Linked DNA regions of Homo sapiens: regions 2 and 3 are each linked to region 1. Evidence: chromatin loops called from intact Hi-C (ENCODE). Cell type or tissue: mammary epithelial cell. All regions are shown on one strand. Links, peaks and the distances in the headings refer to the core of each region. The heading gives the core; the rest is flanking DNA. Region 1 overlaps PLK2 (polo like kinase 2). Region 2 overlaps LINC02101 (long intergenic non-protein coding RNA 2101). Region 3 has its middle 120 kb from the start of PLK2.

Region 1 (10,638 bases), core at 1,499-9,498:
ATCATGAAGTTTTGCAAAGGAAGTCAGAAGTTTTAATTTTCATCTGAATGCTCCCAATGACTAACTGATGACAATTGCTGGAAAATATTTTAAAACCCACTCTAAAACTCGCTGTACTTCAAGCAGATGTCTATTCTCTGGCAATATACAATCTCAGCTCTAAAGGTTTGCCTTATTCTCTACATGGATTCCATCTTTGCCTTTCATTTCTACTCATGTCATGTTCTCAAAAGAATATTACTGGAATAAAATTACATGCTTGTATCAGAAAATTGTATTGACATTCATCTACAAACACAAATTCCCAGGAAAACAGATTGCAAATGAGGTTTTGTGGTTTTGGTTTTTTTTTTTTTTGAGATTGACTTTTATGCTCAGAAGTGGATTTGGTTTTAAAAATCTGACATTCAGTATACTTAAACATCTAGTTCTTCTTTGCATTTTTAAGTTTAATTTTAAAAATTTACATTCTGTTTTTATATCTCAACAAAAGACTTTAAGAGGACTGTATTATAGGATCCCAGTTAAAACTTAATAACTTTCCCTTTACTATTTTATATTGCATTTATAATATACTTGACTTCCTTTTTAAATACTGTTTTGCAATTGTCTGCTATAACAAGTATTCTTAAGTATATAAACATTCTTATAAATTGAGTAAATTAAGCTTAAAAGATGATAAATTTATCATATATTATAATACCAAATTTAAATGTCACAAGCCTTCAGCTTAAATTTCTAAGGCAATATCAGTTACTTAAATTTCAGTTTTTAATTGGGATTATAATACTAATACATTACTATATGTGAAGTATTAACACACAGTTTCAATGTTAGGGTTAAATATAGAGATTCTTTCTGTAACAACAATTATCAATTCAATCATTCAGATTATCTTAAATACTTAACTAAGTCTTCTTAAGATGAAATGGTACTTCGCTAAAGAAGCTATTATGCTATCTAAATTAAACTTTTTGTTTGTAACCTAGGCTGGCTGAGATTTTATATACACAACCACAGCTGTAGACCGGGATATTTACTGCAGTGCCGTCTGAGATGTTAAAAGAATATACCAAGCCCTATTAATTATTCAGAATATAGGAGTGATGTCCTTCTTCTCAGAGCACATATAGTTCACATCCCCAGGCTTAAATTATTATTATTGCTATGTTGGAGCTGGTTTTAAAAGTTTCGTGAGGAGTGATTGTTAAAATTTCAGGAATTGTGCAAGCCAGTTGTTAACACAACCATTATGTAATTATAGAAACTTACAATTAAATAAATTATGTTAAAAACAAAGGCAATAAATACTCTAAACTCATCACTAATTGTTTCCTTACATTTTATTATTATCTATTTCTTGAGGTTATTTATGTCTGTTACATCCATATGCTGGAAATACTTTATAATGATGTACTGCTGTGCATCTCTTTCCAACTCCACATTCAGCGACATCACTCTGGTAGTGAGAAGTCCATCATGGTAAAAGAAATTATACCACAGAAATTGGCAAATGAAACAAATCAAGGTTCTGGCCACCTCTGAAAAAGCTGACTGCTAAACATTTATTAGTATATCAGTAGTTATGTTATTATCTAATTCTTTGTCTGCACTCCCCTCCAGAATACCCTATCACGTTTGGATTTTGCATTTCTTTATCTCTTGAAATATTTAAAGATCTTCTATGTAGCTCCAAAGTTCTTCAAAATTCATATAGTTCTGTACTTATCATATTTTTTCTATTTAGTAGGATCACATAAATCACATAATAAATTTATGTCTCATTGAAACTCTTTTGACATGTCTATATGATCATAAGTTTAAAGGTCATCCTGCTGCCACTGATTTCAAAGGGGTATAAAAGAAAGACAATTTTAGTTATTTCACTGAGGCCTGTTGCTTATTTATTGTCTGTTTGTTTATAGAAACAGGGTCTTGCCCTATCGCTCAGGTTGTAGTGCAGTGGTGTGATCATGGCTCACTGCAGCCTTAACCTCCTGAGCACAAACAATCCTCCCACCTCAGACTCTCAAGTAGCTGGGACTATAGGCATGGACCACCATGTCCAGCTAATTCTTAAATTTTATGTAGAGATGGGATCTCACTGTGTTGCCCAAGCTGGTCTTGAACTCCTGGTCTCAAGTGATCCTCCTGCCTCCCAAAGTGCTGAGATTACAAGCATGAGCCACCGCCCCTGGCCTAGGTCTGTTGTCTGATTTCTTACAGTACTAATTTTTTTATAGGCTTGGAACAGAGAATGTGTTCCAACTTGCATGGCTGGGCTAAAATATCTAATCATTTAGTATTTCATAGCAGAGATAGATCAGGAGTTTGTTAATTTAACTCAACTTAGAAGTGAAGTTTTTGTACTGCAATCATTAAAATCAATTTTGTTTTACATATAAACATATTATCAGGCTAATCCTAGAGCAAAATCTATTTATTCTATTCAGTTGAATTCCAGACATTGATGAACCATGATATTATTTTCTAACACTGCATATGGAAATTTACCGTTTTAATTTGAGTTCACTAATATAATTAAATTGTGGCAATTCAAACAAAGAGATGCCTTCCATTAGTAAAGTTAATAAGACATAACGAAGGGCTAGAACAAAGCATGAATCTAAACATATAGACCAGAGTCTCTCCCAAGTCAGGAAAAACAAAGTGGAATCTACAGGTTTCTTTTTATACAACAGTTTGTTACAAGGTTTAGAAATATACTGATTCTCTCATGCATTGAATAGCCATAAAATACCAACACTGGTTTTTCTGTGTACCTTATGGAGATGCAGCTATGCATTTTTAGTCACACCTATTTTCAGTAGATTAAAATCTCTACAAGGCAAAAATGGTCTGAAGATGTTACGAATCACAGAGGCCTAAAGCAGGAATGACTCCATTCTTCATGCCCACCCACGCAATTTTGTTCCTTCTCCAACCTTCTACTGCCTATCATCTTGCTGCCTAGCTAACTATAGCTCTTAGCAATTATGTCACTTTGGTATTTAAGAGAAGGAGAAGGTAGAAATGGTAGAAAATTCGTGGAAGAGAAAAACTAAGAAAGAAAGGTAGGCAGTTAATATGCTGGTTAAGGCTCAGATTCATTCTCTGCCCTTCTTCTGCTTTATTTTGCAATATTACAATGACCCTAACAACTGTATTTCCAAGGCTATTTTTTTCGACTGCCTTTCAGCTCATTTGGTCAATGGGAGATTGGAGGCCAAGAGGAAGAAAGAATTCAAAATATTTTGTCCCCCTTTTTTCTCACCCAAAAAGGCACAGGGGTCATCTCAAGCAGTGATGACATTTGTCCCATGATCTCAAAATCCTGGTAAGCAGTGACCATCATGATTCTAGTTTCTGCCAGAAGACTCAGTTCTGGGCTCTGGTAACATGACGTTTTCTCTGGGTCTCTCTAGCCATTGGGAGAGTAGTGCCTTCCTGCTGCAGTGAATCTCTGGGTTGCCTCACCACCGAGTTCTTCCATCATCTGTATAACCAACAATCTCCATTAGATTCCTTCTCTCTGAAAGTCCCAAAATGATCCCAACTGGATCACGACTTACACAGAACTGAAGACTCGATCACAACTTACACAGAACTGAAAGTGGGAGAAACAAGAATGAGACAGTTTTTTTTTTTCTAGATAATTACGGTCCCTGCCATTACAGATGTGGAAAGAGGCAGAAAAAAAAACAGAACAAGAACAGGAAGAAATACTTATTGAGTACCTTTGTTGTGCAAGTGTTTTATTATCGTTTTATCTTCACAGATGAGAAAACAGAAGCTTAGAGAGATTAGGTATTTACTAATGATCGCATTATTAACATGTGGTTGCACAGAAATTTGGACTCAAGATTTGACTCCAAAGCTTTTCCACTGGAGTATGATTTCCCTAGCTGACATGAGATTACATTCAGAAATAGTTCTTGAAGGCTTGATGGGACTAAGAGATAAAAGTCGTAAATGTTAAATAACCTAAGATCAAGTTCACTGTCATGGCCACACCAAGTTTAGTTGAGGGTATCTGTTATTTTATTTTTTAAGAAACAGGGTCTCCCTCTGTCACCCAGACTAGAGTGCAGTGGCATGGTCATAGCTTATTGCAACCTCAAACATCTGGGCTCAAGCGACACTCCTGCCTCAGCCTCCCCCATAGCCGAGACATGCAACAAAACTATTAAATCTTTAGAATTTGTGAGGGCTAATGGAGAAACGTTCCTGGGGATCAAAGGTGTTCATTAAAGAAATCTATTATTTTACAGTTGTTTTTTGTGGAATTCAGGGTACCCTTATTTGGAAGGGTAATTTATTTGGGAATTTTTTATTCTCCTTCTCCCATGGCAAAGATTTATCAACACTGTTATGTTTTATGGAGATGTCCTCTGTACTCCTCCCCCAGAAATGCAGTTGGGTAGAAGGGGTGACAGAAATCCATCCTTATGTGTTCTCATCCACTCCCATGATGTTTTCCAAAACTTAGTTACTTCCAAATGTTGCTTTCTCTTGAGATGTAGACCTGCATATCCACTGTTTACTGGACCTATGTGGGCATCCTCATACAAATCTGATTAGATATGTCTAAAACTCACTATATTTTTCCATCAAGCTCTTCCTTCCATATTCCTAATTTACTATAGTTAATGGCCCAAGAATGCAACCCGTCCCCCACTGACTGCCTCAGCCAATCCTTCTGCACCTCATCTACTTTCTTAGGCACCACATTCAACCGGGCTCTAGATCCTGTTAAAATCAACTTTCTAAGTTCCTCCAAAATCAATCTTCATTTACTCATTCGATAGTTGACTGTCCAGTACCAGATCTGGTGCTCAGTACTGGGAACGTTGAAATGAATCAGGAGGGCCAAATGAGGTACTGCCTAGCTCTTCTTTTGCTCCTTTTCATTGTCTCAGGTCCCTTCTCACCTGAGTCACAGCATTAATTTCTTTACTGTTTGGGCCGTTTCCATCTTGTTCCCCACCCCGTCTCCTCTTCTCCCAGAATAAATTTTAGGAATCTGAAGTACTATGTCACTTTCCTCCTTGAAATTTCTCAGTAGTTTGGCATAGCCTTCAAAATGCAGCCTAAAAGCCATGGGTTGCACCATTCATGTCTTCCAGCCTTTTCCTATAATACTTCAGATTGCACACCCACTTCTGTGAACTCTTTCATCCCCCGGGCTTCTATACGTGCTATTCCCACTGCTTATAACACTCTTCCCTATCGCATATTTCTATTTAACCCCCACTCATCTTTCAAACACAGTAAAAACAAATTTCTTTTCTGGAATCTATTCACTGAGCCCAGCCCATGCCTGGGGCTTCTTCCTCATGATTCCTGCTGAGTTCCCACAACACCCAGTACATACCTTTATCGTAAAATCACACCACTTGTCACACTAATAGGTAAATGCACTGTCTCCTCCACTCCATTGTGACTTCCTTGAGGGCAGGGGGGCCTCGGGTTCACTCTGTGTCTCCAATGCCAGGCCCTGGATGTGGCACACAGCAGATGCTGAGTACATATAAGAATGGGTAAGTGTGTATTTTGAAATCATGAGGTAGTATACAATCTTCCACTGTGAAACTCAAAAGGAAGGAACATTTTCTGTTTGGAAACTATTGTTTCTTCTCTGCTTATAAAAATACAACTGAATTTGTATACATGGCCAGAGAACTCCAGCCAGCAGGAGTTAATCTAGGAGTTGTGAAATACTCATAACATATTCCCTGGATTTGGCTTTTATTAATACAATATACCAAGTGGAGTTTTAACAATTTTAGAAAAATGTAAAAGTGCAACTAGCATCTCTATACTATGCTGTACAGGACCACAATGTAAACACAGCCTTAACAAACCAAAGCACTTCTTTTCATAGGACAGTATTTTCCTTATAGTGGGATTACAATTGAACAAAAAATATTTACATCTTATGCAGATGCCTGTAAGTTCAGAGTAACAGGATGAGCAGCTTTCCTTTACTACACCTGTCAAAGAGTAGATCCCACTGAAAAAGAAAACCTCAAATTTACCTCTTAATTTAATAGATTAAAAGATGGACCCCAAACCACAACTTGGTTCCCATACCACTCCTCAACTACCATGCACCAGAAGGAAAATAAAATGACTTATTCACAAAGTATTTCTCACTACTGGAATTATGTGCTAGTACTGCCAGTGGCACTGGAAGTGTTTAGGCAGGTTTATGCTGAGTAATATGTTTAGGTGGTGCATGTATTCTAATTCAGAGTTTTGCCCATATTAAGATAAACTTCCTGTACCTATTGACACTGAATAACAGAGATCTATTTAATCTGGCTTCACCTCCAAGCTAAACAAGTTTTGAAGAAATACTACAGAGAGAAATTGGGTTTGGATTTTGTAGGAGGCTTATATTTTGGTTGTAAGAAGAATGGTGTTCTTAAGCTAGATCTACTCTGAAAGTTTATGATTGTACTTCAGGTATTAGACTTCCTAGAAACTGTAGTTAGAAAAAATTAAAGATCTAACTCTCTAGTATGCTTCTATACTCAGTGGCTTCTTGGCACTGCTTGGCACGATCTTATCAAAAAATGTAACGATGTGGTGAAGAGTTCTACTAAAGACAGGAGACCATTATTTCTGCGTTTTCATACTCTTTATTGCCAACGGTTTAAAATGGTCAACATAAAAAAAAAGACATTTTGATAATAAATACTGCTCTTTGGGCTGTAATAAATAAAAAGTTTATTAACAAGGAATGCACTTTTCCAGCCACAAGTATCTTCAAAAATTAATGAAAAAAAATTATATATGGCCATAGTTCACAGTTACGCAGCCAAAAGCTGCTCCAATTACAGCCTTTAAACAACATGGGAGCTTCCTCCCTTCTCCCTCCCCTTCAGGAAGTATATTCACAGTTCCAAAGTCCTCTGGCTGAAATGCTCTCAACAGAGAGAATTTAAGAATCAATGCACCTTTCTGCAAAATTGTCTGAAAAACCTTTTAAAACAGGTATCTCAAGGAAAACTGCATTCTGGTTCACTCTTGGATTGTCCAAAGTCAAGAACTGTATGCCTTAGCCTGTTCTGGTTCCAACCAGTCCAGCAGGCCACAGGGGAATTGTTTTCGTACCACCACATGTCCATCTTCTTCAACATACTCTAGATCATTCTTTTGGCTTCCCTGTAGATCTCACAGTGGAAAAGAGGAGTCCCATAGGGTCCATTCGAAAAGTCTTTCAGTTACATCTTTGTAAGAGCATGTTCAGGGCATATTCCATTCGATTTTTTAATTCTGATGAACAGCCAGACATCAGCAGAGTTGTCAGCCTGAAAGTTGTAGATATCCTATCCTCATTGATGTAGGTGAGAAGGTATTCTTCATTTTGGCTACAGATGATGATTTTTGTATGATCATGGTAGAAATTCACCTTAAAAAATAAACATAGACATTAGATCTCTCAAAATATTCGAGAATTAGAAAAGTTCAGTCAATCACTAAACTGTCTAGGTACAAATCTTTCTGTTTAGGACCTAAACGTGCACTTTCCTGAAGAGTTCATTTACCTGAAAGGTGCCATCATTAAAGAGCATCATTAGGGCCTTATCAGATTTTAGCCACTGAAGGAGGTAGAGCCGAGGTCTTCGAATATCAGTAACACTAGGCAGATCTCCACCCTGGAAGAGATTAGGAGAGTGAGTTAGTGCCTACAAAGATTTTGTAGCATGCACTCTATTATTATTCTAAGAAAATCCTCTCAAACTTAAGCAAGCATCAGAATGGCTTTGGAAATCCCTGCCTCCACCTCCCGGAGATTCTGATTCAGTACACCAACGGTAGGTCAGGAGAATCTGTTTCTAACAAGCTTCAAAGTGATGCAGACACTACTGCTTTGTGGCCTACACTTCAAATGTCACCACTCTAAAGCCACAGTACTTACATCCATGAGGTTCTCCTCCATGTAATGAGAAAAGTATTTCAGCACCGTCACTTGACTAATAAATTGCTCAGGAGCATCTGTTGCTGGGAAAACTGAGCATTGGCCAAGCTCTGCGTAATAGTGAACTGTTCTATAAAAACAGGAACGAAAGGGAGAGAAGAGGAAAAAAAAATAGAAGCAGTTAATCATTGTTTTTAGATTTCTTTAGTGCAAGACTAGAGAACTGACAGGATTTCATTAATTGATACACTTACTTTTTGTCTGGAAGGAGGCTCATGTGAGCACCATTGTTGAAAAGGACACCGACGGTGTGGTCTGAGAGCTGGTACCCAAAGCCATATTTGTTAGAGTAATCAACCCATTTGGTGACCCACTGAAATGATGTGCTCAGCTGCTCTTTGGGAATGCAATCAGCTTCCGGCATGTTTTCCAGACATCCCCGAAGAACCCTTGCCACTGTGTCTGCAACACTTCCCATGGTACTGTCTTCAAGGCCTGAAAAGTCAGACAGAAATGTTTCAAGTTATACAATATTTTAGCAATAAAACCTCAGGCTTTGGTAGATGCTAAGTTTCACTCCATTAATTCGAAAGACATAGAACTCAAGATTATTTTCCAATTCCTGTAATCTTACTACTTCTATGTTAAATTAAGCTACAAAGTAAATTGACTTAAATTATTATGTATTTAGCACTGGCATTTCGAGTTTCATTATTTAAAATACGATTGACAACCACTTACATTCACTGCTGCTGCTACAGCTGCCAAGAGTCCCTCTGACTATCATCCGAATAGCATCCCCAATCTGCTGCTTGTTTTCTACTGCGGGTGTTCCAGACCTGGCAACTGTGGTGGTAGGTGGCTGGAGCTCCTTAGAAGAGAGAAGATTTATGCAATGAGTCAAGCATCTAAATTCATTTAAGGGTGAGAATTCCAGATTAAGATGAGAGTGAGGCAATTGCTGGGAAAGCTCATCAAAAAGCAATGGACACAAGCCAGATAAAAGATAACGCAGTAAACTCACTTGCATGCACTGTAAAACTAAAAGACTTCCTTTTAGTTTTAACTTCCCTTTCAAAGGGTTTGAAGAAAAACTTTAAGTAAATATGACATATTTGAACCATGATAATCATAGTCCAAGTGCTAATTAATAAAGAGTGGAAATAACGTAAAGCGTGAGTATCTACTTTACTCTTTCCCAACACACCTCATCTGTCCTGTGTTTGCTGGGTTGCTGAGTTATTGAAGTCTTTTTCAAATCATGCCTAAGCTTGTAGATGTCTTCATCTTCTTTAGACACTCTATCTGTATATCAAGAAACAGAATTACAAACATTAGTCTATCTTAACAAGGTAGGAACAGGGTTAGTCATATTTTCTCCTTCTTGCATTATTGACCAACTTATGAGCATCCTGGGCAAAAATAGCATTTTACCTTTGCCTTTAGCTGCAGCTACCCCCAAAAGCCCTCTTTAGTGTTTGCAAAATAAAAAGCTATCAATCACAATTCAAGGTATGGATTTATTATGCTATAAATATCAACATTTAAGAATACGCAAATATGGCCAAGTTATGCTAATATAAAATTCTCTTTTAACTAATTTACCAAATTTAAATATAATATTGGGTACGAAAAAGGAAAAGAAGTCTTGTTAACTTACTATGTGTGTCAATATATCTTGCTTTGTCTTTTTTGCCACCAAAAAGAGCAGCAGCTGCTTTCTTAAAGAAATTCTTAGCTGGGCTTGATAAGTGGAAATCTGGAACTGTATGACAACAGCTAGAAGACAGTCTGTCCGGAGTGAAGCCCTGTGGAATATTAGAAAAAGCCTTCAGTAACCTGTCAGGTAACTGGGATCAATACCAGGTAATTAAAAAAAAAAGATAGTGCACCAACCTGCAAAAAAAAGTCATGTCGAATGATGTCATCCAAACTGGGACGATCCTCTGGGTTTTTGGACAACATACTAGCAATTAAGTGCTTGGCAGGAGCCAGCAATGAGGACGGCATTGTATACCTTGCTTCCCTTATGCACCTATAAGTTTCTTTGAGATTTGTAGTTTCAAATGGGGGCCTCCCTAGTAACATTGTATACCTGTGTGCAAAGAAACACATCTTTAGCAATGGTCATAAAGCAACTCTTTTCAAGTGTTAAAATCTAAATCCGAATTTGCTTTTTAATTATTCTGCTGCATTTACTTACATTACACAGCCCAGGGCCCAAATGTCTGATTCACAGCCATGTCCTTGTTTGTTGAGGACTTCAGGAGAGAGATAATTTGGGGTACCACATATCGTTCTGGAAAGACAAAATATTGAGATCGTGTTAGGAACTATTCCACTACTTAAACTTGGTTCTCTTGACATGACTTGATGGGAGACAAAATCTTAAACAAAATCTTAAAATCTATACTGAATTTCTATTTGGAAACATTTGACTTTTGGCATCTGAAAATTCAATTGAGATCTGACCAAATGAGTTTTGGTAATTTTTAAAAATGCACACACGTTGTTTTAGCCCACATGCAAAGTGTTGTTAACCAACTAAAGCCAGGGACGTCGTGGCATTTTATACATTTTAAGCCAAGAAAAGACTTCATTGACTGCTTTCATAATCAATTTAGAGGCACAGGGTGCTCTGTCTAGTCCATAGTGGGCATTTAATAAGTATTTCTTTAAATTAACATTGCTATGATTTATAGATTTTATTA
Region 2 (10,638 bases), core at 1,726-9,725, 340 kb before region 1:
TTCCAATCTCTTCCTCACCATGATCCCTAAACATGATGCCAGTTCACAGTGACAGTCATCAAATGGCCTTCTTCCCATGTGTCTCCACATGACCATCTTCAAAGGACACCAGACATTGGACTTAGGACCTACCCTAATCCAGTATCACCTCATTTTAATTTAACTGATTATGTCTGCAAAGACCGTTTTTCCAAATAAGGTAACATTTTGCAATTCCAAGTAGAATAAATTTTGAAGATGCTATTCAATCAGTACAATCACTTCAGGAATTATCAGTGTCCCCTTATCTCAGAGCTCTGTAGAGAGCTGACATCATGATCAAGAGTAGTGGGACTGGGAACCTGGAGGCCAGTTTATGCTGCAAGCTGCTCTGACTTTGGATTTGACTTAGTCATTCACACACACCGAGGGGACTGGGGGAGTTCTGGAGCCCTTAGCATAGATCTGTGAATGAGCTCTAAGGCCTCCATTAATGTTCTGAAATTGTATGCACATTGTTGTGTCAGGCAGTCTTATGTTTTCTTCAAAATGGAATTTCCTTGCCTTTTCTGAGGTCCTCCAATGTGTCTTTGACCCAAGAAGGCTAGTAACAAGTGCACCAAATCATCTATAAAGTCCAGCAAAGGATTCTGATTTCTGTACGTATAGTTGACCTGTGTTGTGTTATTTTATGATACATTCAGGGCTTCTGGATAGCATGTTAAAAGTCTAGCCCTTAAGATTATTTTATTTTGAAATGTTTCTGGCTCATTGATTTCCAATTTGCCTCTTTCTACATAACGCACAGGTGGATCAGTTTTTACTTGGCTCATGTTTTATGCAATAGGAAATGTAAATGAAACTCAGAACCGGGGTAAACAAGCTAATATCAGCATAAGGGGAAGAGAGAAACACAGGTGAACAGGTTTATGGCTTTATGTGCAGGGTTTGATATCAAAGGACTTGAAAGGGAACTGGTGAAAGGAGAGAAGTAGGGGAGAGGAGGAAACGCTGGAGGTTATGCTGTGGGATTTGCAGCTTTATAGCAGGATTCACTTTCTGTCTGTCTGGAATGATACTGACCTGACATTTTAGTGTCTCCCAGAAAATAACAACTTCTTACTTATTAAAAATAATTCCATTTGAGAACCACTCTTATCAGATTACACATCCTCTACTGTGTTTTTAAAGGAACACATTCCCTCTGCCCTTCGTAGCACCTTTAGTGGATATCCACATATTAGCACAGCCGGCTCTTCAGAAACGATGAGTAGAGTTAGTTCATTCCACGGACCATCTGGCCTCCTTTTACTTCTCCTACCTCTTTTTTTCATCTGCCCGATCTTTGTTTTTTTCATCTCTTTGGAGCCTCCCCACAAAAGGATGAGTGAGAGGAAGGAAAGTGAATTATAGTCTACTGATCCAGATTGTTGCTTTTCTATCATGTGCAAAAGGTGTGATCAAGAGCACTGATTTTAGCTATAAACATCTTCTCTTGGCCTATTACCACAGAAAATCAAGTTAAACTTTTTCATGTTATAGTATAGAATTAAAAATTCACCTTTATTTAGTGAAGGCTGAGTTTAAAATAACATGTCTAAGGAAAATGAAAAAAAAAAACCTCTTTATTCATGGTATTTTGTGTTTGTTTTTCCTCATTATTTTAAGCCTAATTTCTACTTCTGTAAATGGAATATGTGAAAAATACACCAAATAATAAAACAATTTTTATTAGATTTTTCTACTCTAGTCTGGAGATGTTCCAGTCTCATATGTACTTGACCAGAGTCTATTTCTCTTGCCTATTCTTGAATCTACACTACTGACTGTTCCCCTCAGATAATAACAAAAAACCCCAGAAAAAGTCCTTCAGAAGTGAGTGCTAAATCTTTTGCCAAGAGTAGACTTTCTGCACATCTTTATTAAAAAAAGAGTAAACCATGGTGTAGCCTGAGTCTCCCAGTGAATGTTGAGTTTATGATTATTTTTTAAAGGTCAATGAAAAGAATGAAAAGCACTGAGCAGGGTTGGAAATGGCATCCTCAATTATATTGGCCAGGAGATGAATCCCAGGCAGGCAGAACTTGAAATCTACCATGAAAACAGCCTTGATCTTTCAAGCTTGAAATACAATGGCGATGGGTAGGATTGGAAAACTGGAAGAAAAAACTACAACCCTAAATAATTCCTCATTACCCAGATATCATAGCTAGAGACCACTAAGGGTCAACATAGTCACTGTCAGTCTTGTCCCTCTGTTTAAAAAGTTAGGACTAGTAGATGTCAGTTGAAAGCTCAATAACTATATGAATTTAGCCATTTTGAATTTGTCATTTTAGCTTTCTCATGATCAATTTGTCACTTTCCAAATAGCTGAAAATTAGCCAGTTAACTAATTTACTTTAAAATAGGATAGCATTTTAATATAAAAAGATATGCATAAATTTTAATATATATGTATGATATATGTATATGTGTGTATATATATGTGTATATATTTGTAGAGAGAGAGAATTTTTTTTCTAAGTAGGGTCATAGAGAACACATTACCTCGATGATAGCTTTCTAAGACAAAATCTTAACCAAGTAAAGCAAAAGCATTGTGAATAATTTCAAGTTCATAGTTTTCAATAGATTTTAATTTTTTTAATACTATATTCAAGTAGAGACAGCTCAATTGAAGTCATTCATAATTAAGCTGTATCCTCTATTATAGTTTTTCTTGTCTCTAAAAAATTGCAATTTAGGGGAAACTGCAATACAAACAGAACTGAGGCTAGGGCTTTACATTTTACCTGGCTAATTTCATGAATCTTTACCAATTCAATGATCTCTCTGACAGTAACAACTTCTAATTTTCTTACCATGCCCTTCCTCTCTTGGATCTAAAAGCTTCAATAAGAGATGAAGCCCATTATGTGAAATATATACTAATATCCTCCAAAGGCATGGAGAGGCTGGGTAGGGTTTTTCCTACCAATTTGAATGTTCAAGTCCAAATATTAAAATGTAAAAGTTGTTACTATGCCACAAGGAAGGAGTAGTGGCCAAGGTAAATTTCAACCAAGTTCATATCAAAAAGTATTTCCTAAAGTGGAAAGTTTCCCCAAAGGCAGAAGAAAAATCTATTAACAGAACACTTTGAAGGAGATGGGCCAAAATATAAAGGAAGTCTTTCTTACCCTTAGCAAATTGGCAATCCAGAAGATACTTTCAATACCCTAGCTTATGTGTGTGACAAAAAAAGAAAAACAGAAGCTGATTAAATATTTATCTAGTTACTCTAAATGACCTTGTATGGTGCTTAAAATATAATTAATTTTAAAAAATAAATAATTTCTCCTGTTTTTGCTACAGTATCACACCACAGACCTCCCTTCCTTCCACACATATTAATGCTCTGATACCATTTACTTGGGTCTAAGAAATCTTAGACAAAGAAACTGCTTTAGTTGTGCCTAGCAAAACTTCTTTTTGTTCTGGAAGTTTTACTATTCTGAGAATGAACTTGGCCATTAACTATCAAAGTCCCTCAAGATAAAGTGGCATTAGGTAAATGATGGCTTAAATAATTCTCAACATTCGGTGTCACAAGGCCATAATAAAACTCTTCCTAGTATATGTAACTATGAATGTTAATCAGAGTCTGTCTAGATACCCAAATAATTTGGTGAAATTCTGAGGCTTGCTAAGACTTGAAACAGCAAGTTAGAATGTGTGGAAATACTTGACCCTATAGGAATTTTGAATTTGAGGATTCTTTGCTGTGCAACACTAGAAGAGGTTTAGTAGCATCCCTGGCCTATATAGAATAGATGTCATGTACACCTCCTTCCCCAAGCTGAGACAACTAAAAATGTCTCCAGACATGGCCAAATGTCCCCTCAGGGACAAAATCACCCCCACTTGAAGAAAAACTGCTTTAAATTATGGCAGACGGGCTAAACAATTCATCTTAAATCCCATTTATTCTTTTCTGCTTCAAGATTTTTCCTAAACACTTTATTCTTTTCCTTTAATACCTGAAAATATGGCAAATCTCTGACAACTTTGTGTTTTTACTGTCTTTAGGTTTTATACTATTGGGGAATGAATCCTATAAAAATGCCCACCTCATCCTGGCCAACATGGTGAAACTCCGTCTCTACTAAAAATACAAAAAGGAGCTGGGCATGGTGGCGCATGCCTGCAGTCCCAGCTAGTTGGGAGGCTGAGGCAGAAGAATAGCTTGAACCTGGGACGCAGAGGTTGCAGTGAGCTGAGATTGTGCCACTGCACTCCAGCCTGGGCGACAGGGCCGAGACTCTGTCTTAAAAAAAAACACACACACAAAAAAAACCCACCTTTCCATCTGGTCCAATGTCCAAGCTGCTCAGCCCTAATCTCTCTACTCTAAAGGGAGGAAAAAAATAAAAATAAAAACAAACAAACAAACAAAAAACAACCCTGCTTCAAAACTGGAGCTCCTTCATTCTTCCGTCTTATCGCCAAGCTGCTTTCTGGGCTGGAGGTCTCCCTAGTAGTGTGGACCCAACCTACAGCTAGGATTTTTGAGTTCTGCGGTTCCTCTGCTGGAAGGGCTTCAGTGGTTGCTTCGAGGGTATGTTCCAGCATTTCTGAAACTAAGCGTAGCGGGAATAGGAAGGAGCTAGGAAGAGATTTAGAGACCCCACCCCCAAACTTGGGGCCACCTGAACTCCAACAAAACAATAGGACTTATTGTTTACTAACTATACAGGAAACGTTTCGATAGTGTTCTGCACACAAACTCTGGCAGGGCCCTGGTTCTAAACATTCCTTAAGCTAAACAAGTCAATTCTCATAAAAATGATCTCATGAACGAATTTTACAGCTTTTTTTCTGAAAAGATTTTTTAATCCCCCAGCTTATTAGAAGGCTGCTCTGTCTATTGTTTCCATTGTCTTTGAATAGATAATGGACAAAGGAAAGTAAACTAGGTCTCTTTCCTCTTGCTGATCTTGCCATTTCTCCCCTGCATTTACATCAAAAGCTTCTAGGTACCAAGACGAAATCATTATTTGCGTTATTAAAAATGAGTAAAGTGCACATAGTCTTCTCCATCAAGTTTTGATTCCTGCTTTGACTCTGAATACCACATTTAATGTTAACATAGAACACAGATTGCAACAAAGCAATGCGAAGCGATAATAGACTAATAATGATAATGCCATAGATATCAATAATTGTAGATTTACTCTGTGCCAAAGATTATGCTAGTTATTATTTTTTATTTTTTTTTACATTTAATCACATACAGTCCTCATTGCAGCCCTATGAAGTAGGTCTCATCACTCTATTTTGAGAGAAGGAAACTGAGGCTTAGAGAGATTAAGATCACATATTTTAAGTAGAATTCAAGCTCATTTGTGACTAACGTCAAAGCCTGTATTGATAGATATATGATACATAGATAGGCAGGTACATAGATGATAGATGATAGATAGATAGATAGATAGATAGATAGATAGATAGATAGATAGATGATATGTATAGATAGATAGATAGATAGATAGATAGATAGATAGATAGATAGACAGACAGATAGATAGAAGTTGGGTAATCATGATACTACATGATGCTAGGACCCCTCCCCCTGCCAGGAATTCCCTAAACAGAACACCATGATGTGAAAGTTGGCTCCCAAAGGCCAACTTGGCTACAAAGAGAGACTCTCTTTCTCTACTCAAGGAGGTGTTTCTCATAGTCTGATCCAATGAATACCTGCTTAGTAACTGTCACTGTTGAAGAAGTAGATTCATGAGTCTTATCCCAGGCCTAATGAATCAGAATATCTGGAATGTGTGGGAAGCTGACTCAAGCATATGCATCTTTTAAAAACTCAGATTGTTCTTCTGCCCCGAAATCTTGAGAACCACTGACTTATGTGGTCAGAAGTGATCGACTCCCTGGGCTGGGAAGCTCCAATTTTCTCCTCCAGATTTCCTGTGTCGCCCTCTCCTCCCTGTCCTCTGCCCCATTAGGGAGGATGCATGGATTCCTTCAGCAAGCTCTTTGTCCTTCGGTTTCCAGGTGAGTTTAGGCAATGAGAGGGGTGGGGAGAGGCATTAATGAGAGATCAAAGAAGGGAGAGAAGTGAGGACACGGTCTGTATATCTCAGGCTGTTTCCTATGCAGTCATTGCAGATTGGCTGCCTCACGCTCCCAAAGGTCACAACACCTGACAAAGCGGCCCTCTCGGTATCAGAAAATCTCCATATTCCAGGATCCATACCCTCTTTAAGTGCCATTTAGGTTCTGGGTGAAAAATGCTCCTTTCTGTTACTAGTTTTGGAGTACTGCGGTATTCTCTATTGTTTTTTTATGTCTGCCCACATCTCTGTGAATAGTCTCCTTGTTAAATTCTCTACACACTTCCCCATTTGAAGGTGTCATCTGTTTTCTGGCAGAACTCTGATTGATACCCTTATAAATGTGACTCAAGCATCTATAATTTGTCTACTTCTTTTGGGTTATTCTTGCTACATTGCACCTATTAGGGACTTGATGCCTGTAAGTTGCTTAATCTGTTCTATTTTTCCAGCTGTGGTGATAATCAAATGAGATGAATATATAACATGCTTTTCATGTGCTTATTGTTGACTGTCAGTTAATGTTAGTTCCTGGCCCTCTATTTACAGCACACTCTTCATCTCATCATTCATCATTTAATGTAATTTGATTGGTCTTTAAGGAGTTGCTTACCCTCTCCAGGCCCTCTTTGTTTCTGCCCCTCCTCTCCTCCAGTTGTCCACTAGCTCTTCCCATCAGAGGACCCTTTTGTTCACTGGGTCTTTCCTAGTTGGTTCAATCTTATTGGTATTTACTGTGTTCACTCTAAGAGCTAGTCTATCAGCTCACATGCTCTCCAAGAAAGCCATGTCCTTTCTCTCTGTCTGTGCACCAGACTTTCCCAGGAACTCCAGACTTACCCTTTTCTTCTACGCTGCTCTGATTTGAAGGCATCTCCAGACTTAGAATAAAGAACTTTCCTGAACTAACCTTCAATTCATGGGAGAGTCTATACTCCTTCAGCACCTAGAGATTGCCTCTACAATTTGAAAACTTTTTTTTATCCCCCAGTTACACTTATAAACACAATAATCTCTCACCATCTGGAGCTTCAAAACTCTTATTCTGGAATATCACTCTGCAGCTAGCTGTCTTCAAGTTGTCGCCACTGTCCAAATATTTATGTGCAGGTGATGGGCCCTCCTCAGCCTGGCTGCAGTATAAAATGAGTTCTGTAACCTAAGAACAAAGTTATCCAGGGAGATTAAGTGAATCTGTTCACTTGAGCACCAAACAGGTGCTAGGCATTCTGTTCAGCTCTAAGTTTCTTTCTGTCCATACCACATGCAAGAATACAGGCAAGGAGTAAGTCAGGGTCTCTTCACTCAATCAACTTTCATAACTCTTTAAGAATTAACCTGTGAATTTTTGAAGAAGGCAATTAAACTTGTGGAGAATGACAGCCCAGACCCTGTAATTGAATCCCTCTAATGTTATTCTGTATGTTATAGTAAACGAAATATAGAAGATTTACAGTAGGTTATGATTCTAATAAGGCACTGTTTATGTCTGCTAATCCATCGTGATCCAGCCTGAATTCCACATTTTAGCTGGAATATGTTATGTACACTAAGGTACCTGCTTCCTGCCTCAGGATTCTGATTCCTAGGTCTCATAACTTGATTACGATTTCCTTGTTTAAAAGTAGTTTTAAAGTACCTACATGTTGATCAGTTGGTAGTGCCACAGTCTTCCTACAGGGTTTTCTGTAAATGTTGACTCCTGTTGCTGGACTTCTCTGCTGCGTGCTCTGGGGCTTTCATTCTGTGATCTATGGCAGTTATGTTTTCTTTGGGAACACAGTGTTATTCCACAGTTCCTGTTTCATTTGCTCTTTGTTCTGTGCCTAGTGTCTGGAAAGAAGGTTTAAAATCTTTTGTGGGGAAGACATGCTTATGCTTAGGGTATAAACTGAGGCTTCATTTGTGCAGATCTCGAGTATACTAGGCACCAATAGCATAAGATGCAACTGTTTGATTCCTTTGATTCCTTCAACCCACATACACTGAGGGTTACCCACACATGCTATTTATGCGCAGAAAATAATGCTGTTATCTAAAATGTCTAAGATTGCACTTGTCTTGAAAATTATTAGAGCTCTTGGTTTTATACATGAATTTTCATAGTAAGGAACTCAATTTTGAAAGCTAAAAAGATTTCTCTAATGTGGTTATTCCGAAATAACCCACTTTTCACATTTTTTCTTTGGAATGGATTAGGTAGAGCTTTGGAAGGGTAGAGTGGGATGGATATTTATCTTTTTCTTGTCCTTATTTATCTTTTTACTTGTCCTTATTTAGCCTTTTTTTTCCGAAATATATCCCACAGGTGTGGATGAAGGGGCTGGATGGGTGCAACCCAAAATTTGTCTGAGAGAATGAGGGAAATAAACCTAGGATTTAAAAAATATTAAACAGTCCCCAAGCTAAATAATCCATGTGTGGGAAACTCACACACTACTGAAAATCTTAATCAGGATCAGAGGGTAAAAGAAATAATGCACTCAGTTAAGATAAATTCATTTTGATCCTAGGAACCTAAGCCTGCAGAGGTTCAAGCAAACACAACTCTAGCCAAACTTTTGATATCAGCATAAACTCTTGACCGTGTAGACAATAAAAAACTGCAGTAAAAACCAGTAGTTTATAAAGTAAGTTTCTTAAATTTATTTCCCAGTTGCTATTCCAAGCTACAGATTTTTAAAAATGCTTTTAGGAAGGTAGAGTACCTCTTCACTCTCAGAGAAAAGCAAAGGAGGAAGATGGATTGCTTTTTTTGAAACATAATACTGAAACTTCCTGGAAGCCATCTATTTCCAGATTTCTAAAAGATGTTATCTTTCACCTTCAGTGGAGAACTAAACATTATCACCAAGGCTACTGCATCTTCAAATATTTGAAGACAATCGGTGTCTGTCTGTTCTGATTGCATCTGACGCCAAGCTCAGGTTAAATTACAACCATTAAGAGCTGAATAATGTGCCTCAAACAAAATATATTATCTGTACTCCCCAGTGGAAAGCTACTGAGTTGTCTTCCCAGATCACAACAATGTCCCTTCCTCTGAGGCCCCCATTGCTGTGCTGCAGAAGTAGAATTCTGATAAGCCTTTCTCCCACCATATGACCCTGCTTCCTGGCCACAACTAATTGTTACATGGGTGGACACTGGATCCAAACTGGGCCAATCAGAGAATCAAAGTCTCTTCTAAAGTATTGGAATTCACACTGGGAAATATTTCCCTGTATGTATCTGTAATACACCAATTTGGTGATCATGCTTTCTGCCACCAGTACTGGAGAATCAATATGTGTATACAATTGTGGTAATATCCTAAATGATCTTCCAGAAACTATGGTCTCATCCATCATACTGCTCACCTACTACTTAAATGTGGTAACTTTTATAAAAACAAATATGATCATATCACCCCATTGCTGAAAATCTCAAACAGCTATCATATATGAAATCAAATCCAAACCCACAATATGGCTTACTCACGTCTTCATAGCTTAATTTCCACAAATCTTTTAAGCCCCGTATCCCACCAGTCCTGTTGTTTCTCCCATCAGATCTTCTAAATGACCCACAGACACAAATGTACAGTCTAGTCATGTTGAACATCTACTCTTTAAACACATTGAATGCATCCTAACTGCTTGACTTTGCATACCTGCTCTTTCCTCCTCTGAAAGATTCAGTTGTGACTAACCTGAAAAAGAAGGAAGAGCAGGTTTTGGCAAATTGTTGTTCATCCTTCAAGTCCTAGCTCAAATACCATCTCTCCCAGAAGCCCTCCATGTCTCTTGTGTGCTTTCTTACAGTGCTTCACCTCTTTTAGGAAACCCTCTGCCAAGTCCTAGAGGAAAAGCTAGCAGCTCCTCTTTCTTTCTCTCACTGTGCTTTGTTTATGTCTGTCCTTCATAGCATTATTAGCATTTACTGTAATTTTTAAAGTCATGTCTGTCTTCCCTTCGAGACTAAGAGTTACTGGAAAACAATGAACACATCTTACATCCCAATGCCAGTGTAGAGACTGGTCTTTTCACTGTTAAGTAGCTTGACAGTATAGAAGTCGGGATGCTGTTCTCACCAGCAAGTTTTTGCCTTATATGTCTATCACCTAGTTCTTCCAACTGGCTAATTTATTTAAAAATCATAATAATAGGAATTAAAGAGTTACTTACTATTAGAGAAGTAATTTTTCAGCAGGCTTCTACACAGCCCTCAATAAAATAAATGCTCAAATTGAAATTACTCTTTCTCATATATTTTCAATTTTTAAAAAGTGTATGAGAAGAGGACCAGCTATTGACTTTAGCAGTACAGTACTTTTAAAAATAAGCAACAGCAAAGCAGAAGGTATGGGAGAAAAAACTGACTTGACTTTAGACTTCAAAAAGGTCAACCTTAAATATGGGTAGTCGCACAACCAGATAGTCCTCTTGTGGTTTGTTTCGTTCAGTTAAGAAATTCTTTCTGGGAAAATGGGATTAAAATAAAATAAAGTCCACTCTGAAGAGTTTAAAAATAACCTAATATGCTGAGGAAGTGTTTACTTTTATTCCAT
Region 3 (10,638 bases), core at 943-8,942, 120 kb before region 1:
TGAAATTGTCGAGATCAAATTTCAAAATAATTAAAATGGGTCATTCTAAAATAAGTGAATTTTTTCCCCATTGGTCTTCAGTATTTTTCCTTGTACTAGACTTATGTTTTGACCTAATAAACTTTGTCCATGCATAATATTTGAAATTAACCCTTTGGGTTATCCCTGCATACAGCTAACTGAAACATCCTGTCTTATTTTATATCAACAGCTTCATAACCCATGAGTGTGTCAAGCGTTATGCTTGATTAGAGATACAAAGATCAACTGTACTCTTTTTCCAAGAGTTTCCAGTCTACTGAAAACAAATGTGTCATCAGTGCCAATCTGACATCACAGCAATAATGTACAGGGTATCTAGGGACTTCCAATAGAAGCACCAACCCAGATTGATCATGACTATCCAAGTTTCCAGGGAGATGGATCTCTCCCTAAATGAAATAAGTCATACAGAGACAGGCAAACACTGCATTATCTCACTTATGTGTGGAATCTAAAAATGTTGAACTCATAGAAACAGGATAGAGGGTGGTTGTCAGGGCCTGCAGAGGTGGGGAAATGAGGAGATGTTCATCAAAAGATGCTAACTTTTGGTTATAAGATGAATATTTTCTGGAGATCTAATTTATAGCATGGTAACTGTAGGTAACAATATTGTATAGTGCACTTGAAATTTGCTAAGAAAGTAGATCTTAAATTTTCTCACCACACACACACAAAGGTATTAGATGAGGTGACAGATATGTTCACTAACTTGATGGTGGTAATCATTTTATATTATATACACATACCAAATCATCACATTGTACATCTTAAATTTGTACAATTTTATTTGTCAATTATACCTGAATAATGCTGGGGAGAAAACAAACACGAACAAAAATCTTTGATGATAAATAATTATGAACTGGACGGGGAGTATAGACAAAATTTGCAAAGGACATTTACATTAGATGGCAAAGGTGTTTCATCTAATGTTTAACTACCTTGGACAGTTTGGGTTTTGTCCCCCTTCTTTATCTTTGCTCTATTTTGCTTTGAAGGAAAGGGACATCTTAATCTAATTGAGTACTTCCTATTTTGGTCTTTCTCTAATCTCTGAATTGTTGGCTTGTTTTCTTTAATGACAAACACTATGAACTATCCTCTAGATAGTGTTCCTGTTAGAGGTGGAAACTTTTATTTCCACTTCAATCCACCCTTCTGTCATAATATTGTCACCAGTAAAGGGTCGTGGCCACAAGTTGTCCAGGTTCTTGCTATTTTGAAGAAAGAATTGGACAAAACACCAAGCAAAGCAAAGAAAGAATGAAGCAACAAAAGAACGAAAGCAGGGATTTATTAAAAACGAAAGTACACTCCACAGTGTGGGAGCGACCTGAGCAGCAGTTCAGGAGCCTGGATACAGAATCTTCTTGGGTTCAAATACCCTCTAGAACTTTCCCATTGGCCACTTCATGCTCACCTCATGTAAATGAAGTGGTAGCCTGCAAGCAGTCTGATTGGTTGCAGAAAGCAGCCAACCAGAGGCTGAAGTGAAGTTACAAAGATCACACTCCTGTGTAAACATCTGATTGGTTGCAGAAAGCAACCAATCAGAGGCTAGGGTGAAGTTACAAAGTTATACTTTTATGCAAATGAAGACTCCACCCTCAAACAGTCTGATTAGTTGCACACAGTCAATTTCCTATCTGCTGGGCAGAAAAGGTCAAAGGGGGTGGCCTCTGGTCCTTTTGTTACTCAGGTGTGGAAAGTTAGGGTTTTCCTTTCAATTTAGTTATCGGAAGTCGGCGTGAAACAGGCTTACGATCCCTGCCTCCAGACCCTATTCTCCTGCCTCAATATCACCTTAAGTTCTCTTCATCTTTGTCAAGACTAGTACATAAGAGGACAATATAGTGCAGTGGTCAATGGCATGGTTTAAAAAGGCAAACTGCAGTGATTACCAAGTCTGCTACTGTTATCTATATTTTCTTGGAAAAAATATATAACTGCTTCACGACTAATTTCCTATGCATAAGAAAATAAAAGTGATAATAATACTGGTTTCATAAGATTAACACAAATATCCAGTAACCTATTATGTAGAAGAGATGGCCGGAGCTGCACTAAACATATTGCAACAAACTACAAAGGACAGGTCAAGAGCATCAGAGCAACTTCGGCCCTGATATTCCTGAGCTACTGGGCTGGCTCTGGATTACTTTTGTGTATAATGTTCAATGTGTAAGAGGAAAACAGCAAAAACAAAAATAAAACTCTATCTTGTTTGAGGCTACTTTACATAGGTTTTTTTTCTGTTACATACAGTTAAACTTAGCTCCTAACCAATAAAGTATCTATCGAAAGTCAAAATCCCTCTCAAATACCAACTCCTGTATAATGTTCCCTCTCCAGCTTATCAAAGCTATGTTTTAAAACATATTTGGGGAATGTGCATGAGTATTGTTATCTCCCATCTTTTATTTTTATGTAGTCATACTCACAGGGACTCTGTTGGCATGAAGTATACAACTTTATCCAATAGAAAGAATGCTTGATTATTCCAGAGGGCCTGATGCCATATTTCTGAGAGGCCATGACAATGTATCCCTTTGCAAACAAGAATGAATTGTTTCCCTCTGAGTAACAGTGGTGATACAAATAGCAGAATAGATAAAAAGGTAACAAGAAATTATCAGATTCATTCACCTGCAGTCTGCCAGATGAGTACTTAAAGCCCTTGGAAATTGGCAAGTCTGTAACTGACTATCCAGGCATTGCCTGAACTTTGGGGTAAAGTGGAGGAGAGTAAGAGTAGTGCGGGTGGGGTCAGAGGTCATCATCCAAATCAATCAAAAGGGGAAAATACCTGGAAAAGTGCATGTGGGAGATTTTAATAGGCAGGCATGGAAATGGCCCACCTCACTTGCTTCATTCACATGGCCACATCTATGCTTACAGGGACTTGAGGAATAAAGTCTTGTGTCTCCATCATAAAATGGAAATAAATTTTGATGAAAAACTAACACTTTCTGTCACATGGTTTCCGTTTTCCCATGGCACGAAAGCACTCACTCATTAATTCAATAAATGTTTATAGAGTTCTTACCTTTATTGCTTATCATCTAGTTTGGGAGAAACACTATACAATTATAATTGAGGTAAATACAGAGAGAAAAAGTACAGAGCACCATCAGAGTGTATTACAGGATATCTGACTTAGAGTGAGGGATGAGGTGAAGCATCCCTGAGAAGGGGACATGAGAGCTGCCAGCTGAAAAATTAATGCACTTGAACAATCACATCCTGATAGTTGTCATGAAACAGTTCCTTCCTTCCTCCCTCCCTCCCTCCCTCCCTCCCTCCCTCCCTCCCTTCCTTCCTTCCTTCCTTCCCTCCTTCCTTAGAATTATCTCTGTGGTTTGTAGTAAAGGAGAAGTGACATCCATAACTTAGTGCAATGGGTAAATATTTATATCCCCCATTACATGAATCCTATTATATAGCTTTATAACAGGTAACCAATGTATGCACAAACCTGGTACCCTGCCTCATGTTTCAACCAACCACTGTAAAAACAACAACAACAAAATAGTTGGGTTTTAAGCTCTTTTAGAAACAGAGTTGGGAGTCAGGGTACCTGACTGATGTAATGAGGATTATTGGAAAGAGTCAGAGGGAAATAAGGAAGCATTGAAAACTTTCAAAGCAATATTGCCCAGTTTTATGGAAAATGGGATAATGATTTAAAACACAATAGACAGCCTCCCTAGTCTGCCTTCCACATGACTCTTCTCTCAATTTTTATTTCTCTCTCTGTTTCTACTCAAGCTCCTCTTGCCAACACTCTTATCCCCTTTTCTCTACTCCTTGCTTCTTTCTTACCCACTGCCTCTACTGACACATAGATTCTGATTGTCACTTTCTTTCCCTGTGCTTGGCTTTTGAATTATTTTAGTGCCTGTGTCTGCTGATTCTTCTACTACCACTATCTATTTGTATGTTTTATAGTTGTTGGCCCTAATAAACAAGAGGTTTGGAAACATTAGTCATTGTTCCCTGGCCAGCCTATAGGTGGCTACCTTAGATGCAACAGCAAGTCTCTGGTCAAATAAATTGTGCATGGCCAGGGTGCAAAGCATGCCTGTGACTCTTCATAAAAAGTATGGGAACTCTTTTTTATTTCTGGTCAAGATGTATCAGATTATTTATTCTTCTGTGTGAAGTAATAAATCAGGCACAATATATAAAATCATTTTTAGATATTGAATAACAGTCAGTGAAGGACAGTCATCAGTGAAAGAGGGGAAACAAATAAGTGAGTTCTATAATCAACAGGCCACAGTCAAAGGCAGAGTTTGGTGGTCTCTTTCCCTGGGGACACGGAGCTGGGAGTATGAGGGAATTGGGGGCACCTAGGGTTTACATGAATGAGAACTGATTGCCTCAATATTGGGGCAAATTAGCCATAGACTAAAGATCTAGTCCTACCTTACAAAATTTAAAAACAAAACATTAAAAAATTAAACTGTTTTTATATAACTGCATCCCTGAAAAAAAGTTTAAGAATATAAAAGAATACAGAGATATCTAGCACTCAGCAGAGTAACATTTATAATGTTTGGTCTCCAATAAAAAATTATCAGATATGCAAAGAAGCAGAAAAATACAACTCATAATGAGCAGATAAATGAGTCATAAAACAGTCTCATAAAAAACCACAGGTTGCCTGTAATCCCAGCACTTTGGGAGGCCGAGGCGGGTGGATCATGAGGTCAGGAGATCGAGACCATCCTGGCTAACAAGGTGAAACCCCGTCTCTACTAAAAATACAAAAAATTAGCCGGGCGCGGTGGCGGGCGCCTGTAGTCCCAGCTACTCGGGAGGCTGAGGCAGGAGAATGGCGTGAACCCGGGAAGCGGAGCTTGCAGTGAGCCGAGATTGCGCCACTGCAGTCCGCAGTCCGACCTGGGCGACAGAGCGAGACTCCGTCTCAAAAAAAAAAAAAAAAAAAAAAAAAAAAAAAAAAAAAAACCACAGGTTACAGAATTAATAAACAAGTTAAAAGTTATTATTACCGTATGCCACATGTTCTAGATAAGAGGGAGCATTTAAGTAGAGACAAGGAAGGTATAAAAAAGGTTCAAATGAAACTTCAATAAATGAAAACTATAATATCTGAGATTAAAATATGATAATGACCTTGAATAATAAAACACTGATTAACTTGAAGACATAGTGATAGAAACTATTTAAAATAAAATACACAGTTAAAAAAAGATGAAAAAAACAAATAAGCAGAGCATCTGTTGATTATGAGATATCTTCAAACAACCAAATATTTTCCTGTCATGGGAACCCCCACTGGAGAAGTTGTGACAGAAAAATATTTGAAGAATTAATGGCCAAGAAATGTCTAGATGTGATAGAAACTTTAAAGCTGCAGATCCAAGAAGCTTAAAAAGCCCCAAGCACAAAAGACATTAGAGAAAACTATACCAAAGCAAATCATAATTAAATTGTTCAAAATAAGAATAAAGAGAAAATCTTAAAAGCAGCTTGAGAAAAAAAGATACATCACATAAAAAAACAAAGATAGGAATGATGGTTGATCACATAAAAAAATAAAGATAGGAATGATGGTTGATTTATCATCGGAGGCAGTGCAAGTCAGAAGACAGTGGAGCAAAGTCTTTAAATTACTAGGGGAAAAATGACAACCTGGAATTCTATATCCAGTAAAAATATCAAAAATAAAGGGAAAATAACTTTTTCAAACGTGATAAAGCTTAAAAAATTTGTCAACAAACCTGAAGGATGGCTTTCAGGCAGAAGGAAAATGATACCAGATGGAAGTATGAAGGAATGGTGTACGAAGGAATGGTGTACAAAGGAACGAAGAGTGCCAGAAACTGTTAACACGTGGATAAATATAAATGACTCTTCCCACATCTCTCTTCCCTAGATGTGCTTATTGCTCCAAAATAGATATTTCTCAAGGAAAGCACTCCTTTCTGTATATCCCAGTTAAATGATAGTCTCTCTATCCCATTGGTTTGTTTTTTAAAAATCAGTTATAATTATGTGAAATATTTTATTTAATCATGTATTTTCAAAAGTTGTTCATGGAGTTAGGAACACTTTCTATTCTGTTGAACTGTTTCTCTGGGTCCTGAAACAATGTGCATGTCAACAAAAACACTGGTAGGTGGGAAGATGGGAGGAAGGGAGGGAGAAAAGGAGGGAGAAAGGGAATTCACAATGTGGCATAATAACCAACTGGCATTTAAATCTCCTGGGTGTGTTTTAATTTTAAAATGAAAGTTAAATTTTAGAAATCTGGACCTATTAAAATTTGTGGGGGAGATAAAGGTATTTCCAAACCTCTTGTTCATTAGGGCCAACGACTATAAGACATACAAATAGATAGTGGTAGTAGAAAAATCAGCAGACACAGGCACTAAAATAATTCAAAAGCCAAGCGCAGGGAAAGAAACTGACAATGAGAATCATCCAGTTTGATCTTCAGCTCTAGGATGCTAGTTTAAATGCAGAATCCTGGGCTCTATACCAGACCAAATAAATCAGCCTCTCTGGAGGCCAAGCCCCAGTTTCTGAATGGCCACTCAGCAATCTTGATGCACACTAAAGTTTGCATTTGGATTCTAGAAAATGATTAAAATAAATTGACCAGTGATCCATAAAACTCCATCACTGGAACCCTTAGAGTCTATGTCATTGATAACATTGAAATGACATCAGCATGTAAACAGAACATTATAGCTTAATTTTAAGTGATATGACTCCTCCTAACTTACTGTGTCATTGCTGTGGACAAGTGAGAAAGTTTTCTCTGCAGGTCCATCCAGAAATTATTCCAGAACTAAAGTTATACTCTGGATAAATCACACAAAAGACTTTAGAAACTAAGGTGAGGAATGGCCTCCTATCTAGCCCTCTTGAAAAGAGAAAACTGAATAAGAAAATGCCTTTCTAAAAGCAAAAAAAGTGACAATTGCCACAAGATCTCTTAGTGCTACATATGTTAAATTTTGGAGTTGGCTTTGTACCTGACCCCCGGGCATTTGCACTGGCTCCAAGAACAATAACTACTTCCTGCCAACTATTAGTTCCAGGGACCTAGGACAGTTTGTTGTTGGTTTTGTTTTTTTTTCTTTTTCCTTACTTTTCTAATTAAAGAACTGGAAAGACTACAAATGAGATTGATTTCCTTTAAAACTCACATAATGCACTCCAATTCCAAAAGCCACTCTCTGACAGTGACAGGAACTGGCTTGTCAGTCCTGAGATTTCTCTGTGAGCATCTCTTTGTTTTTAACTAGCGGAGTAGAGACCTGGGGAAAGAGGAAGGATCTAATAACTGTTTATAGACCAACAAATCTGTTCCTACATGTGCCCACCACTCTACAGTTTTTTTATTAACCTTTATGCCACATTCTTAGAGAAGTTCTTCAGGTTATAATTATTACACTGTGCTTGTATGCCTAGCTTTTAAACAACAAAAAAAAAATTTAAAGCTTCTTTTTGACAATACACAAACATTATTGGCAGAATTACTTAAACATAAAGTGCTTTTCTAAAGGCCAGCAATATAAAATGATGTCTTATTTCATTGGGGTAGGCAGGAAGACTACCAAATATTGGCAAGTATATGGAACAAGATCCTTTTTGAAAGCTGCATCTCAGTCATGCCTCTTGCTTCAGGAGAAAAACAATGAAACCTTTGTGGTATGTTAACATCTCACTTACCAAAGGACTTAAGCCAAAAGAAAACAAAATGAACCTAAGATCTCTCTACATTTTTTGACCTTAATAACTAAAGCAGAGTTGAATATACTACAGATCATCCACTTAAACATGATGTAGATCTCATTGGTCATACACTTTGGTTGCTGAAAGAAAGACTGAGATTATAGAAACTTTTCTTGCCTTCAATGATTAAAGCAATCATTGAGAATCAAAAAACTTAAATTGCTTCCCCAAGATTTCACCATTATTTACTGACGGAACTAAGACTAAAATCGAGATTCTCTGAAGATTTGTCCTGTATTCCAACCATTTTCTCAAAATTAAAATGGAAATAGAAATCCCTCCTCTTGGGAGACCACACAGTACCAAAGAAAGAGGGACTGCTTTGGAGTTTGATACATTTGAACACAGATTCTGACTTCATTTACCAGCTACAAGGCCTTGGGAAGTTACTTTAGCTCTGAGTCTCAGCTTCCTTAGCAGAAAATGAGGATGCTAATGTTTAGTACACATAGTGGTTTATTCAACAAGTATTTGAGGAGTAACATGGAGCCAACCATTCCTTTAGGGCAACGGGAAGACAATAATGAACAAGATAAGAATTCTTATCATCACGGAGTTTATATTCTTTTCGGCACCTAGGGACAATAAATGAACAAACAGATAGAGCATATAGCACACCAGATAATTGTAAGTGCTGTGGAGAAAAATAAAGTAGAGAATGAGGATAGAGATTACCAGGCAAATGGAAGTATGGGTAGATGGGTATGTGTTATTTTAAATAAGATAGCTAAGTGAGATAGTCTGAGGAGGCCTTATTGATAAAGGGATAGTTGAGGAAATTGGTGAAGAAAGTGAGGGATAAGAACATTCAGGTTTGCTATTGCAAACCAACCGTCCTTGAGGGGAAACATACTTGGTCTACCAGAGTAACAGTACAGAGGTGGTATGGTTGGTCCAAAGGGAACGAGAATAAAGGTGGTGAGGTGTAGTGATGGCCTGGGTGGGGACACATAGGCATATCTGATAAGATCTGTAGCCATTATAAGTGTTTTAGATTCTATTTTAAATAAAATGCAAAATCACTACATTGCTTTGAACAGAGGAGTGACATGACTGGACATATATTTTAGAAGGATCACTCTGGCCATTGTGTTAGAATAAAATATAAGGGCAGGAAGGATAGAGTCCAAGAGATCAGGTAGGAGAATTTTGCAATAACCCAGGAGGGAGATTATAATAAAGAGAGGAAAGATTCGGGATATAATTTGAAGACATAGCCAACAAAATTTGCTGAGAGATTAGACATAGCTATGAGAACAAGAAGGGGAGTCAAACATGAATGTAAAATATTTTACCTATGCTATTAGAAAGAGGGAAAAGGACTCAGGAGATGCAGGTACAGGGAGGATTCTAAGATATGTTAATAACATGGATTTTAGATATGTAAATTTTGAAATGCCTATAGACCATCAAGCAGAGATAATAAGTAGCCAGGTAGCTGATGTTGAGGTTCAGGGTAGAAGGTCTACCTTGGAGATTCACCAGCCAATAGATGATATTTAAGGCCACAAGACTGACCACACTCTTTCAGGGGGAGAGTAACTAGACTGAATCCTGGGGTATGCCCACATTTAGAGGGTGGGGAGATGTATAAATCACAAGAAATTGAGAAGTAAGGGCAGTGAGATGACAGGATAAGCAGGAGTATGTGGTAAGCAAGAATTTAAGTGAAGAATGCCTTTCCAGCAGAGGGAGTGGTCAGCTGTGCCCCATGTTACTGAAAGGTAAAATAGACCAAGGGCTAGGAATAACCAATGATTTTTGCTAAATGAAGGTAATGAGCAACGTCAATTGGTAGAATGATGTTCAAAAAGCCTAAATGAAATGTGTTAAAATGATAATGGTAAACTTGGGAAAGAAAAAACCTAATCTATCAATAGCAAAATGAGCAAAACTGAATGTAAAAGAGCTCACAGAAAAAGAAATGCATGTGACAAACAAAATACAAACCATACAAAATATGCTCAATCTTACAATAAAAATAATATAAAAAATACAATATTGAAATACCAGTTCTCATTTATTAGACTAAGAAAAATGCAAAAACATTTAAAAACAAAAACTCCGATGCAAGGTTATGAAAAAGTAGGTACTCTGAAACATTGTCAGAAGGGATTTAAAATGATAGATGCCTTCTGGAGAGGAATTGTACAAAATTTGCATATATTGACCCTTTGACCCAATAATCCCACTTCTAAAAAACTGCCTCAAAAACAACTTGGCAGAAATATGGAATGATAGCTATGCAAGCGTTTATTCATTGCAGCAATACTTGAAAAAGCCAGACTAGAAACAACTTAAATGTCTATTAATATGACTATGCAGGTTTAAAAGGATATATAAAATTATATATAATAAATATGTGAATTATATTGTATATTTTAATATAATTTATTATATATAATAATATACTATATATTTACATGTGTATATGTGTGCATGTACATATAGATGTGTGTGTATATATGTATATGCATGTGTGTGTGTATTTGTGTACATTTATTCTTTAAAAAGAGTAACAAGAGAAGGGAAAAACAAAAACTAGAAAATAGTTACCTTAGCTGGAGGATGAAAACAGGTAACACCATAGAGGGGACAGAATTGAAGTTAAACTTATTTGAACATATGTCACTTTATCATTTAATATTGAAATGATTGAGATGTCTTACATAAATTAAGAAATAAAATAAAAAAGAGGGACAGGAAAAATTAAAAGGAAATATATTTAGATAGTAACAATCTTGGAAATTAATGGGGAAAGAATAACTTTAACCGTATATCAGTTTCCATTGATTTCAAAATGTAATATTTTAACTAAACATC

Evidence for each region. A loop is a pair of places that touch in the nucleus more often than their neighbours do. Peaks named below come from ENCODE experiments on the same cell type or tissue, not always from the same donor. Only the 100,000 strongest peaks of a DNase experiment are listed, where the experiment ranks them.
Region 2: a loop joins it to region 1, with 4 times the contacts of the local background. A loop is called at or near these places in 8 of 110 quality-filtered maps.
Region 3: a loop joins it to region 1, with 5 times the contacts of the local background. A loop is called at or near these places in 10 of 110 quality-filtered maps.

The regions. Positions count from the first base shown.
Region 1 is chr5:58,447,358-58,457,995 of GRCh38, forward strand. It overlaps PLK2 (polo like kinase 2), which reads right to left. Exons shown (of 14, transcript NM_006622.4): 6 at 10,131-10,226; 7 at 9,824-10,022; 8 at 9,588-9,735; 9 at 9,135-9,232; 10 at 8,669-8,798; 11 at 8,182-8,422; 12 at 7,928-8,057; 13 at 7,554-7,664; 14 at 6,625-7,417. The coding sequence ends at 7,226. Among named protein-coding and RNA genes, the nearest start is that of PLK2, 7.4 kb to the right of the region's middle. RefSeq lists enhancers at 2,879-3,048, 8,874-10,073. In mammary epithelial cell, for the core only: no CTCF peak of the experiment used is centred there; DNase peaks (open chromatin) are centred at 4,724 and 5,134; H3K4me3 peaks cover 1,765 bases; H3K27ac peaks cover 3,983 bases.
Region 2 is chr5:58,108,730-58,119,367 of GRCh38, forward strand. It overlaps LINC02101 (long intergenic non-protein coding RNA 2101), which reads right to left. Exons shown (of 5, transcript NR_104669.1): 2 at 9,742-9,780; 3 at 7,733-7,922; 4 at 7,110-7,248. Among named protein-coding and RNA genes, the nearest start is that of LINC02101, 8.3 kb to the right of the region's middle. In mammary epithelial cell, for the core only: no CTCF peak of the experiment used is centred there; a DNase peak (open chromatin) is centred at 5,782; H3K27ac peaks cover 412 bases.
Region 3 is chr5:58,331,662-58,342,299 of GRCh38, forward strand. No RefSeq gene overlaps it. Among named protein-coding and RNA genes, the nearest start is that of PLK2, 120 kb to the right of the region's middle. In mammary epithelial cell, for the core only: a CTCF peak has its summit at 4,063; no DNase peak of the experiment used is centred there.